3 separate regions of the Mus musculus genome follow, and all the other regions are linked to region 3. A link is a contact called in ENCODE Hi-C or POLR2A ChIA-PET data. All regions are on one chromosome and are shown on one strand. Each heading gives the region's core, a stretch centred on a gene start or an enhancer-like site at or near the end of the contact. The rest is flanking DNA. Distances are from core to core; before and after follow the strand shown.

Region 1 (4,199 bases), core at 79-2,578, 290 kb before region 3:
TAGGTGATCATGTGGGGTAGGAGACAGTGAAGACCTCTGTGGGACCTGGATCCTCAAAGTTCCTGATCAAGAGACTGGACTTTGCCAGGAGAGTTAAGCCCACCGGGGGGGGGGGGGGGGGCGGGTCACTGAGGACTGTGTCTGGACAGTGAAAGGAGGACAGTGGAGACAGAAGGAGGGCCACTTTGCCATCTGTTTGGGAAATGAAGCAGCCAGAATCCACCGAAGACGTGAGCAAGTGAGGAGGAGAGGATGCTGGTAATCCCCTAACTCCCAGTCTAACAGAGAACTGGACACCTCTGCGTTGTATGCAGCTTGCCTTGGATGTGGAAAGGGAAAGCCGCCTCCTCCCCGGAGGCTCTAGGAAAGAAGCACTTGGAGAGGGAGAGGAGCCTAGAAAAACAAAGAGGGGCTAGGTAACAAACACACCCTCCCCACTACCCACAGGCCCGCAGGGGGATGGGCAAGGGTTGCTCTAGGCATTTGAACTACCTCCCAGAGCAAGGTGAATGCGTCCCAGCTGAAAATCTTCATCCTTCCACACTGTCTGGGTAATTGGTAAAATGTACATAAACCAAACCCCGCGTAGTACTTAAGCCTTCCCAGGGCTTCCCAGTTCATCCCTTCAGCTCTGCCTCCCCACCCCTTACCGCACAAGGCTCGGGACACCCCATTCACCCATATTCGCCTACCCCCATTGTGCTTCTGCTTCTGCCCCTCCTTCTGACAAGTCCATCCTTCCACCCTTTTCTGTCCCAGAACCTTCTCATCTTTCCATGTATTTACGAAGGTCAGTGAAGGATCCTGAAAGCAAAATGAACAGCCCCTTCTCATCGCTCTTGAAGCGAGTTACGTTTTTTGAGGGGAGCTGGTGGTTGCTGCCACAACAGAATCCCCAGCCCAGATTGAGCGCGGACTATCTTGATTTGACCCTGTAACCCCACACACTAAAGTTAGCGACCCGGGAGGGTCTACACTTCCCACGTTAGGGCTCTGGTCCAGAGCTCGATCCTTGGTGCAGACACCTTGCTCCTCCATCTAGTATGCCCTTCACCTATGCCCAGTGCAGCCCAGTGGAGCTGCAGAGCTCTGCAGGGTGTGCAGGGCTCGGGTTCGGGTGGGAGAATCAGACCTGAGGAAGGACACAGGAGCAAGCCCTCCGCAGTCACGTGACCCGGGCCACACCCAATGAACCGACTAGATCACGTGACACCGAGCTTAGGAACGTTTTTCTCACGTGACGGAGAAACCCCGGGTGAACCAATAAGGAAGCGGAGGCCAGGCCGGCAGCGGGGAGGGGACGGTGCGCGGGAAGGGAACTTTAGGCAGTCGTAGTAGCTGCTGGGACTCATTATATGTCCTATCCCGTCCCGGTTCGTGTGCAAAACAAGCTCGATTTTTGTGCTTATGTACTATGAAGTGCCTGATCACCGGGGGCAACGTGAAGGGTAAGTTTGGACCTACCTTGCAGCAGACCACGTGAGCAAGCCCCAGGAGTCCCCCTAACCACTTTCTGTTCTCCTCCCCGCAGTGCTGGGCAAGGCTGTCCATTCGCTATCCCGAATCGGGGACGAGCTCTATCTGGAACCCTTGAAGGACGGGGTAAGGGACTGGGACGCAGGGATGGGGGCGGATTCAATGGTGAATGGGGAGCCTAGGCTTGGTGTTCATTCGGCCTTACAGGGATGGTGGACAGATATTCCGGCGCAGTTTATTATCTCTTGGGTTGTTCGGACATCGGCTTGGGCCCAGTCTTCTGAGGCTGCATGTCTATACAGAGGGTACTTGCTCTTCCTAGAACGCCTAGTGGCAGGCAAGGTGGGGCTAAAGTAACTTAAGGGAAAAGCAATTTTGCCTGCTTTTTGTGTCTCAGCTCTCCCTACGGACTGTGAACTCGTCCCGTTCTGCCTATGCCTGCTTCCTTTTTGCCCCACTCTTCTTCCAGCAGTACCAGGCGGCTTCCCCTGGTCAGGACCTGCTGCGCTGTAAGATCCTGATGAAGGTAAGGGCCACCTGAAGCAGCTCCACAGCTGTGCCTCTGTGCCAGGTACTCAGTAAATGATGAGTTTGACTAGGGAGTTAGTCTCATATGGGAGCTATTCCATGCAACATGCAGTGAGGTAAAGATGTTTAGACCGTAGAGGGCTATCTAAGATCTGTGGAGAGGGTGGTGACATTGGTCAAGAAAAGGTTAGTGGCCCTTCCCAGCAAAGAGACCAGCATGGGCAAGGCAGCATGGGAGTGTGCAGACACCACAGCTTTGTGGGGCCAGTGATGGGGCCAGGGCCTACATGGGATGTAGAGCTGGGCCGTGGAAGCAGTGTGCCAGACTGATGTCCTACCCTGCCCAGGCCTTCCTGTCCGTCTTCCGCTCTCTGGCAATTGTGGAGAAGTCTGTGGAGAAGTGCTGTATCTCCCTCAGTGGCAGCCACAGCCACCTGGTGGTCCAGCTCCACTGCAAGTATGGTGAGCAAGCGGCCTGCCCAAAGAGTTCCTCTGTGGGTGTGGAGGCAGTGGCAGTGGAGGTTGCCAAGCCCTGAGACCATTTCCCTTATCCAGGGGTCAAGAAGACACACAACCTCTCCTTCCAGGACTGTGAGTCCCTGCAGGCTGTCTTCGACCCAGCCTCATGCCCTCACTTATTGCGCACCCCAGCACGGTAAGCACCCCTGCTTCAAACTTCGCCTGAGTCTCTCCTACCTTTAGGGCTTTAATGTCATTCTAGGAATGCTCCATTTTCAGCAGGCCTGGCTAGCCTATGCCTGTCATCGTAGCAGTTCTTAGATTGAGGTGGGAGGATCAGAAGTTTCTAGGAAACTTCACTGGGAAGGCCATTGAGTTTCTAGGTAGCCTAAGCAGTGAGACTCTTTCTCAAAAAAAGGGTGCATGTGCTGGCGAGATAACTCAGTAAAATGGTTGACGTGCAAGCCTGAAGGCCTGGTTTTGAGTCCCACTTATATAAAAATGTGTATTAATTGGGTGGTGGTGGTGGTGGATGCCTTTAGTCCCAGCACTTAGGAGGCAGAGGCAGGCAGATCTCTGTGAGGCCAGCCTGGTCAACAGAGCAAGTTCCAGGACAGGCAGGGCTACAGAGAGAAACCCTGTCTTTAAAAAAAAAAAGTGTGTGTGTTGGGGGGGGGGCACAAAACCAAACCCCCAGATGGACAGCCCTGAGACGCAGCATCACTGAGCACATCTTCCGGCTTCTGCCCGTGCATGTTCACAGTTCACACAAAACACAAAAGCACCTTTGTCTTTGGGGGCAGGAGGGACGGGGACTCAGGGTTTCTATGTCGAGGCCACACAACTCAGTACATATTTGGACCCTTACCTTGCTCTTCAAAAGCAGGAGCTGCTGCCTCTCTGTCATTTCCACTGACTGTGGGGTCCTGCCATCTGTATCCCAGAGGCCTGCTCCAACTGCTTTTCTAGAGAGCCTATGACCTGCCTGCAGCTCTCTTGTATGACCTGGAAAACCCTGAAGGCCTGTCCTGGACCCTGTGTTATAGAGTTCAAAGCACTCTGACCTCTCATTCTTCTGGTAGTATTCCCCCTTCTGGTGGCTTCTTCCTAATTGCCAGGGCTCTAGACTTTGGGCCAAAAGAACCTGGGCAAGGAGGCTGGAGTCTAGGAGGGCTGCTGCACAGCCCACCAGTCAGTATCAAGACACAGCGTGGCAAGGGGAATGTGCTTCCAGCAGAGACTAAGGTCACTCAAGATAAGCCCAGGATGCAGTGGACTCTCCCCTGCCTGTGCGGGACACTGTTTGCATCCAAGTAGCCCAAGGTCCCATTCATTTCTCAGAATAAAAGTCCCTTCAGTTCCCAAAGTTAGCTTCCCCAGGCAGGGTCTGTTAATAGTGGTAAGAGTTCCTTTTTGGAGGGGCTATTCCTTTTTTTCCCCCATAAATACTGGCAATAGAATCCAGGACCCTGTATTTGCTAGGTACTCTGTATCTCTGAGCTAAATTCCCAGCCCTAACTGCTTCTCTTTCTCACATACGGTTTCAAATATAGAAGTCAGTACGATAGCTCAGCAGTTAAGGCCGTTGCTTTAAGCCTGCCCAGTTGAGTTGTCAGGTTTTAAATCCTCAGAACCTACGTGGTAGAATGGACCCAGTGGGCTGTTGTCAGTCTCCACATGTGCACCAAGGCATCGCAACCGCACTTCTCTCCACAGCACACACACCCACACAAAAT
Region 2 (4,135 bases), core at 387-2,886, 340 kb after region 3:
AGGCTCTGTCATTTTCCCAGGGGATAGATGCCTAGAGGTGGCCTAGAGGAGACACTCAGGAGATAAGCTCTGTGCTCTCTGAGCTTCAGTGAAGCCTGGGCCTGGGACTGCTGGACCTACTGGAAGAGATATGCAGGCAACTGCTCCCTGTCTGAGGTGTGAGCATTGCCACTCAAGGTCTGTGTGACTCAGCTACCTCTGCTATCCAGTCTCCCATCATAGCTGGGCTCGTCCTGCCTTTGAAGCTCCAAGGCCCCACCCTGGGGTCTCTGTAACACCCTTCCCCTCCCTGCTACCAACACCCCAGGGATTTAGAGCTCTGTCCTGTCCTATGACTTACTACTTTCCCAAAAGAGTCTGTCCCTTAGCTTGATCACCTTGGTCACTTGCTTTCCAGATGGCATGGGAAGGCCTGCTTCATGAAAGACTTCCAAGACTCAGAGACTTTGTTGACTATGGTGGCCAGCTGCAGCGTGCCTGAACTTATGGTCCTGTCCACACTGAACCAGGCAGATTATTCATAGGGACCCAAGGGGAGCACCTTGGTATCTTTTCCTGTTGCTGTGATAAAATATTCTGACAACAGCAACTTTAGGGAGAAAAGGTTCATTTTGTCTCACAGGTCGAGGCCAATATGGCAGGGAAGTCAAGGGAGCAGGTGTGGGAGTCTGCCCGTCACATCACATCACATCACATCACAACCAGCCAGGAGGTAGAGAATGCTTGTGGTCAGCTCAGTTTCACCTTTTTAGACAGCCCCAGGAGAATTAAAAACCAGGATTAGCCATGACAGTGGTTAAGTGCAAGACTTGAGAGTAGGGACCCTGATGTCCAGGACCCCAGTTCTGGGGCAAGGTAAATGTGTAGTACTATACGTATAGGACACTAGCAGTTGGAAGAAATTCATGTGTAAAATTCTTCTCTGTGACAAAAGATACAGCCTGGTTTCCTTTGTATTAAGAAACCTTACATTTTGACCCCATTTTCAGGGATGCCACTCTACTTTGTCTGAAGTAATTTAATTGAAGGTCTTCGATAAAACTATGCTATGGAGAATGCGGGCATCGATCCCGCTACCTCTCACATGCTAAGCGAGCGCTCTACCATTTGAGCTAATTCCCCAGCTATAATTAACTTCCGTCGCAGGTTGTATTGTGACTCACGTCATCACCGGTTTTCCCCCCCCCCTCGTCCCCCGCGGCCGTTACCCCACCGCCTGCTGTCATTGTGTTACCCCATTGGCTTCTTCGCATCCGGAGCTACACAGCCGGGATTGGTTTGGTTCATTTGTTTTAAACTACATTGACTATGCGGATTGGTGGTCCCAAGCGTCTGTCACGCGAGGCCCCGCTGTTGCTACGGGGCAGAGGGACCCAGCCTAAGCTTCTCCCAATTTCTGACTTGTTTCTCAGACTCCGGGGTCTAGAGGTTCCGGATCCGTCAAGACCATGGGAAAAAGAATGCGCCTCTCGCGTTTGACTGACAAGACCTCAAAGCCAATCGAAGTGGAGTCGAGGGAACCGCTGGGCGGTCCAATAGGTTGTGGGGGGCGGGAGAGACAAGCCAATGATCCGTGTGAAGGGGCGGGGTCTATCCTGTGATTGGCTGCGGGGCGGCCGGAGGGAGGGCGGGGGTAACTCAAGGCCTGCTTGATACGTCCGCCATTTTGGGCGCTTCGCTGATGGTGTCGGTGAACCTTTTTCCCGCCTGAGCGCGACTAACTGCGGGTCTTGGGCGCCTCCAGGTAACTCAGGGGAGGGGGCGGTGGCGCGGAGTGTGCGGGTCGCGCGGGCAAGCGGCCGACCGATCGTGGCGGTGGTCCGGTCCCGGCGGCGTGGGGAGGGAGCGTCCCGGCCCCTTTCCCCTCCCCCCCGGAATCGGCAGCTTCGGCGGCCCGGGAGGCGGCGTCCAGTCCTGGCCAGGACCGGGCCGCCCGCTCCTGTCAGCCGGGCCGAGCGTTGGCAGTCAGCCGAGCCGACTGCGAACTTTGGACGCCGAGGTGACTCTGGGCTTGGCTCGGCGGGAGCCCAGGCGAGGCGAGGCGCGCCCCGAGCCAAGTCGGGGGTCCTGGGCGAGCTCCCCGGCTCCCGCGCCCGGGCCTTCACAGCGACTTCTCGGGATCTCCTGGAGCTTGTCAACTCGCTGGAGAGCTTCGCGAAGGCTTTTGTTGGACTCTTGTCCTCTGAGAAACAAGTTGTGTGGGTTTCTGGGCATTAGCAGAGTCATCGGAACACACAAAAACCAGTTCCGAGTCTCTCGGGGCCATCGCAGTGAATCTTCATCCTCCGCCGTTGAGTCTCTCTTTTATACAGACGCGGGCATTGGAGATTCCCTGGTGTTTTGGAGCTGAAGTGAGGAGTTACCCTTCTTGTGGCTTCAAGCACCTCGCTTTTAAAGCTCGGCTCACTGTTAACTTGGAGGTCTTTTTCTCCCCAGTCCCGTTGTCTTTCATTAGAACTTGGACTTGAAGTTGTAGGTGGGACAGAATGAGTGGTCTCGGTAGCTCTGTGTCTGTACTTCTCCACCGCATGTCCTACTGTCATTTGCCGCCTACCTGCTGTGGTCTCTTTAGAATGGGCCAGAGCTTTGTTTATGTTTTGCTTTGGCTTGGGGGAGGGGACACTTAGAAGGTTTCCTTGCATCAGAGCACTTGTTAATATGGATACTGTTTCATTTTCTTAAGTCAAGTTTACTTTGGTTTTTGCCCTCAAGGTCATGTTGCAGTTGACACAGCCCGTAAGAAAGGAACTTAAGATCTCCTTCCACTAAAATGTTCCTTGAAATTGCAAGGTGCAAGATCCCTGTTGCCAGTGGTGTTTGAGCTTTCTTATGGGCCACCTGAAAATTACATCTTCCTTTGTCACTTTCTAGTCCTGTGACCTTGGGCGAATTAGTCCTCTTTGCTGCCCCTGTAACCCATGAAAATAAGTTTGTTTCATAAGTTTATCTCATGTTAGGTCCCAATTTTATCTAACATGTTCATATTAGACTGTAACTGAGTATATATGTAAATATGTTAGCACAAAGCAGCTAGAATCGTGCTTTGTGAATAGAATCAGCTCAGTGGTGACCATACCTCTCAAATTCAACTTGATCTTGATGATTTTGTTTGTTTTTGAGGCAGGGTCTCACTATGTGGTGGGAAGATCTTTACTGCTTCTGCCTTTAATAATGGGATTAATAAAGTCATGCACCACTGCACCGGACTCATTATTTAGTTATTTTTTGAGATGATAGTAGTTTAGAATGTTCTTGACTTTCCTTTTCAGCTAAGGCTGCCTCAAATTCTTGATCTTGCTGCCTCTACCTGACAAGCATTATGAATAGAGGTGTGTACCACCACACCTAGTTCAAAATTAACTTTTAAGTGTTTAGGTACAATTAGGAAAGCCATGTGTTTAAGGATCAGCTGGGCTAAAAAAAATTACTGGAAGTTATTTTAATTTTTCCATGAGATGTTGAAAATCTATTAAATCACTTGAAAGCGTTTTGTCTAAACCAGTACTTATGCATAGAAAACACCTTCAGGATCTTAAACAGCACCCCTCCTCTGCTGCTTCTAGGCACTGCTTCTGTGTAGTTGCCCCAAATCATAATATGAGGATTTCTTAGATTTTCCTGGTTGTTATTGCAATTGAAAAGCTGCAGTCTTGAGAGCTTCAGCAAAGGTACAGGTTAAATATGCCTAATTTCTGAATGCTCTGAAACCTGACAGCTTTTGAGTATGAAACTTAGATTGTGTAGCAGTTTCTATTAGGGAACTTAAACTGGTAAAGGCTGCCAGCCTTCAGAATCTGAATCTGATGTTGTAGTCCCAACCACTTCGGAAAGGATGTGCTCAGCTTGTAGCTTGGGGAGTGGCTGTTGTTCCTGGGTGCTTTGGGACCTATCCCTCACTTCACTGTGTCTGGCCAGGGACCCTAGTGTCTTTCACTCATCCAGTTATCCTTAAATTCAGCTTTTTAAATGTCTGCTCTCTGCTTTCTCCATGGTACATGAAAAGAGGACAACTCTTGGTGATAATTGCTTAGATTGCTTTATGCACTGAGGAAGCGTATTTTAATGGAATACATCTCAAGTAGACTTGAGTATACTGATTGCTTTAACCGACTTTAGCTTTTGTATAAAGTAAAGC
Region 3 (4,198 bases), core at 1,444-3,943:
CCCCATTAGGGCCCCCTTGGCCCTCACTGAAACAAGGTCCGTCCAGGAGTGCTTTGCATCTTTTCTCTCCCAGGTTATCAAACAGGTGTTGGCCCGGACCAGCAGCGGGGGATTCTGTGGGAATGATGGCTTCATGCACATGACCCTGTCCAGCCTTCCTTTTGGAGGAGTGGGTAGGTAGCAGCAGAGCTCTGCCCTCCTGGGCTGACCCCCTACCTGCATCCCCATCCTGCTACCTGACCACATTAACTGCAGAAGATGTGCCCCCTTCTCAGTGCCCAGTGCAGCATAAGCCCCTCCCCACTGACTGTCCAACTAGCCTGCCTCTCTCCCACCTCCCTACAGTCTGTGGTGGAACTTTGCAGATATGCTTGCACTAAACATGTGGGTGAGAAGCTACAGAGAGATCACGTTGGTGGGTTTATAAAAACACACCAGTTGCCTCCAGCCACTGAGTTCTTTGTCTCTCCCCCAGACTTTGGCCACCCATCCCCACATAGTTCTGGCCTTCAACTCCATGGCAGGGCCAAATGATGCCTCCTTTAGCCTTCCCAAGTCCCTGCACACCCAGCTCTGGGTGTCTCTGTTTCCAGGAGGCCAGGCATGTGGAGATGCCCCATTCCACCCCCCTGCCACCCCCCGCCCCCAACTTCAAACCTCACAGCTATATTCCAGCAAGCCCACAGGCATGTGACCGGGACAGCTACTTCTCCTTTAGGTCGACTTCCTCACTGAAAGTGCCCTGGTCCTTCCACCCGGTCAGACTCAATATCAGAGCAAATGACAGCATTGTCCGGCTAGTCCTGGTCTGGCCTAGAAGTCCTGCTCTTGTTCCCCCTTAGTCTCTTGTGATGGCTACTGAACTTGAACCCTTACATGTTCCCCCCACCTTCCCCACTTACACACTATCTGGCTGACTCCATGATCCTCTGGCGTCCCTCACTTTAACAAGCCAGCTTCATTACTACCAACTCCACCCAGGCCATGTCCCCTGGACATTCTGGGTTGAGTCCTTGTTCCTTCCTAGACAGTAAGAGCTACACAGATTTGAAGATGTCTGCCACAAACCTAGAAAAAAGATGCCACTCTCACAGAGAGCCTGAGGCAGTCACTTGCCTAGAGTGTTCAGTATGGGGCTGGGATTCAACGTTGGGAAGCCTAGCTCCAGAATTCATACCCATGACCTCAGTTTGCCTGTCCCTAAGGGCACCTGGTAAAGTGGCTGGGGCAAGTTCAGTACTCATCCATAACGCCTTGTGATTAGTCCACTGAACACACAGAGAAACAGGCTAAGATAGCCTACCTGTCAAAGCCAAGTCTATGTGATGTCCCCTCAGTTGGCCCTTAAAGACCTAAAGACCCATGTTCTGTGCTGCCCACAGGAACCAGCGGGATGGGCAGGTACCACGGCAAGTTCTCCTTTGACACCTTCTCCAACCAGCGTGCCTGTCTGCTGCGCAGCCCGGGAATGGAGAAAATCAATGACTTGCGCTACCCACCCTACTCCAGTCGCAACCTCAGGGTGTTGTTGGTGGCCATGGAGGAGAGGTGCTGCAGCTGCACCCTGCTGTAAGCAGGGGTTTTGGGGTACAGGAGCCTGCCTGGGGCACAGCTTCAGAGAAGTGGCCTGCCAGGGCCAAGGCCACAGAGCAGTCTGCTCAGCCCTTCTTGGTGGAGCCCTCTGCCTCCTGGGGCTCCCCTTTTTGGACCTTTGAATAAGATAGGCTGAGGGTAGGAAGGCAGGAAGGGATGCAGTGACCATAGAATCTTCGAGAAAACAGAGCACTTCTGAACTACCCACCCTCTCGTGGATAGTGTTGCAAGGGAGCAGTGATAATCGGCACAGGTCATACTCTGTGACCAGGCCTGTCTGGGTCTTCTCACTCTCAGTTTTCTATCTGCACAATGGAAATAAAACAGCCTTAACAAAACAGCCTATCGTCGTGGAAGTATTAAACTAGGAGGGCTGACTCCAAGCTACAGGTGTCTTGTCTTTTTTGGAGTGGAGGTGCTGCCTCCGTGATAAGTCCAAGACCTTTCCCCAGCTACAACTCACCCCTCACCTCACAAGTTTACTCAGCCGTAAAACATTCCACCAGTCTGAGCTCCATGCTCCAAGGGATGGCGCTTCCAGCCACTCACCTGCTAAAACTCAAAATTTTTGACATCCTGTCTCTACACATGGCCTGGTTTTTGACTAAGTCAACATGTCCTTCCTGGCCTTCCAGATTCTACACCGCCAGCTTAGACACTACTTCCTGAAGGAAGCATTTCTGATCACTCCATACAAGGCATGCAGATTGCCTCATGGTTCTCTAGTCCTAGGGGCAGACTTGACAAAAGTCCTGCTACCCGCGGCCGTTACAAGGACCAGTGGTTAAAGCGCTTGTACGCTGTCGCCATCTTTGCAGTATTCAAATGAGCCCTACCCCTCCCGCCTCCCCGGACTGTAGCAGCGTCCCAAACCGAGGTCAGGAAGTCCCGCCTTCAGGATCTCGGAAGTCAGGCGCATTAACCTCTCTGATACAACATGGCAGCTCCCTACAAAACTTCAAGCATCTGCTCCCATCAGCCAATTAGAGAAAAATATAGTCCTGGGCCCGCCTCCTACAGGACCCTAGGCCAATCAGACCAAAGAAGGAAAGGGCACTATGGAAAAAGGCGTGAGAAGCTCGCCCAATGGCAGCATCCTGAGCTTAGGCTCCGCCTTCCGGTTGAACCGCATCTGGGCCAGGGAAGGAGCCGCAGCACTTCAAGGTGGGTGGCCAGGGCAAGGCGGCGAAGACAGGGTCTGGGTGACGCAACGACAGGGTTGAACGGGGTGTCACCGCTGACCTTATGAAGTCTGGGATCTAGCGCTTCGGCTCGGGACCCGCGGCTTGTGCGTCCTTCCCGAGCTGCGGACCGGAAAGCCTGCACCCTCAGGCGCATGCGCTGCCTCGCCGGCTGCCTTCTGCGTTCATAGGGTCAGAGGTCAAGGGGAAGGTCTGAGAGAAAGTGGTAGGTTGGATCCAGGATTGCTTGGGGTCAAGAATTGGCCGACCCCTACAGGTCAAAGGTCACAAGAGGGCGCTAGAGCGTTGGTGATCTGCCAGACTCTTGGTCAAAATCCCCTTGTTTGCATACATCCCTAATTTTCGGGACCCCTCTTCCTACATTGTAATCCAGAAACTGAGGCCAGGGGACATCATTTGCCCAAGGTCACTCTGCAGGTTGGGGAGAGTTCCAGGAGCCCCTTGGGTTGAGGAGAGGAACTTGACCCTGGTAATTATTTAAATCTTTAAGGGTTTTCTGCAGGTATCTCCTGGATTCCTGTCCTGGTTCCAATGACATTGGGTAATTTGGGAGCAATCACTTAACATGACAGGATGACAGGGTCTATGACATTTGACATGAAGCCTGGCTCAGAGTTATCAGGACCCACTAGGAGGACCCACCAGAAGAACCATCCAGGCTCCTGAATACACTGGTGGTGGTCAGGGAGCCTTGGTGTGAGCGGAGGATGAGGAGTGGACATGGGGAAATGGATTAAATAGGTTGCTTAGGAACTGCAGAAATAGAAGGAACTTGGGGTGCCCAGGAACTGTGAGTCAGCAGAGTGAGGTCAGATTGAGGGTTAGGGGTGCTGGTCTTGAGTGGGATTGTGAGTGAATGGGGCGTAAGGTAGAGGTTCAGAGGAGGGCAGTTTTAGACCCTTCTCTTCCCTTCTCCATGTTCCAGATGTATCGCCTGAGCTCATCAATGCTGCCACGGGCCTTGGCCCAGGCCATGCGCACAGGTAGGGCTAGAGGCCTTTCCTGGGGGTGGGGGAGCAGAGCTTCCTGGTGTGAAATCACCTCTCTCCTTGCAGGACATCTTAATGGACAAAGCCTTCATAGCAGCGCAGTGGCGGCAACGTACAGTGAGTAGCCAATATTCTGACTTGAGCTTTTCTGACCGTCGTCACACCCAAGGCCCGGGAAATTGCTTTGCTAGGGACCCTCTGTGAGCTCTAGTTTCCACTCTGAAAATGAAGGTAGCGATCAAGAGAGACTGTGACTCAGTCACTGTAGTACCATCAAAGGCGGGAGGCATGTGACAGGAAAGAGCTGCTAGGTTATCAGGACCCACTAGGAGGACCTAGGTCCCTCACTCCCTGAACTTGAAAAGCTTTGCCTGGGTGCGCTTCCAAAGCCAGCTTCCATTAACCTCCCTCCCT

What was found. Hi-C counts contacts between places; a loop is a spot of excess contacts on that map. ChIA-PET counts read pairs that join two places held with the same protein, here RNA polymerase II (POLR2A).
Region 1: a loop to region 3 is called in a map of regulatory T cell, with 2.0 times the contacts of the local background. The contact joins the promoter of Rad9a here to the promoter of Ndufs8 in region 3. A Hi-C loop is called at or near these places in 1 of 37 maps with a recorded cell type or tissue (regulatory T cell). POLR2A ChIA-PET finds 5 or more read pairs at or near these places in 2 of 5 experiments (both embryonic stem cell).
Region 2: POLR2A ChIA-PET joins it to region 3 with 13 read pairs in embryonic stem cell. The contact joins the promoter of Ppp6r3 here to the promoter of Ndufs8 in region 3. POLR2A ChIA-PET finds 5 or more read pairs at or near these places in 2 of 5 experiments (Patski and embryonic stem cell).

What each region holds. Positions count from the first base shown.
Region 1 is chr19:4,198,732-4,202,930 of GRCm38, reverse strand. It overlaps Rad9a (RAD9 checkpoint clamp component A), which reads left to right and starts at 1,328. Exons shown (of 11, transcript NM_011237.2): 1 at 1,328-1,448; 2 at 1,532-1,602; 3 at 1,874-2,002; 4 at 2,352-2,466; 5 at 2,560-2,659. The coding sequence starts at 1,415. Gm30082 (a long non-coding RNA gene) reads right to left here and starts at 1,223. Exons shown (of 4, transcript XR_388289.3): 1 at 1,133-1,223; 2 at 693-804; 3 at 493-547; 4 at 1-393.
Region 2 is chr19:3,573,250-3,577,384 of GRCm38, reverse strand. It overlaps Ppp6r3 (protein phosphatase 6, regulatory subunit 3), which reads left to right and starts at 1,636. Exons shown (of 24, transcript NM_028999.1): 1 at 1,636-1,744. n-TAagc9 (a tRNA gene) reads right to left here and starts at 1,122; the gene lies at 1,050-1,122.
Region 3 is chr19:3,911,269-3,915,466 of GRCm38, reverse strand. Ndufs8 (NADH:ubiquinone oxidoreductase core subunit S8) reads left to right here and starts at 2,693. Exons shown (of 7, transcript NM_001271443.1): 1 at 2,693-2,757; 2 at 3,721-3,778; 3 at 3,851-3,901. The coding sequence starts at 3,721. Aldh3b1 (aldehyde dehydrogenase 3 family, member B1) reads left to right here. Exons shown (of 10, transcript NM_026316.3): 9 at 74-173; 10 at 1,383-1,976. The coding sequence ends at 1,573.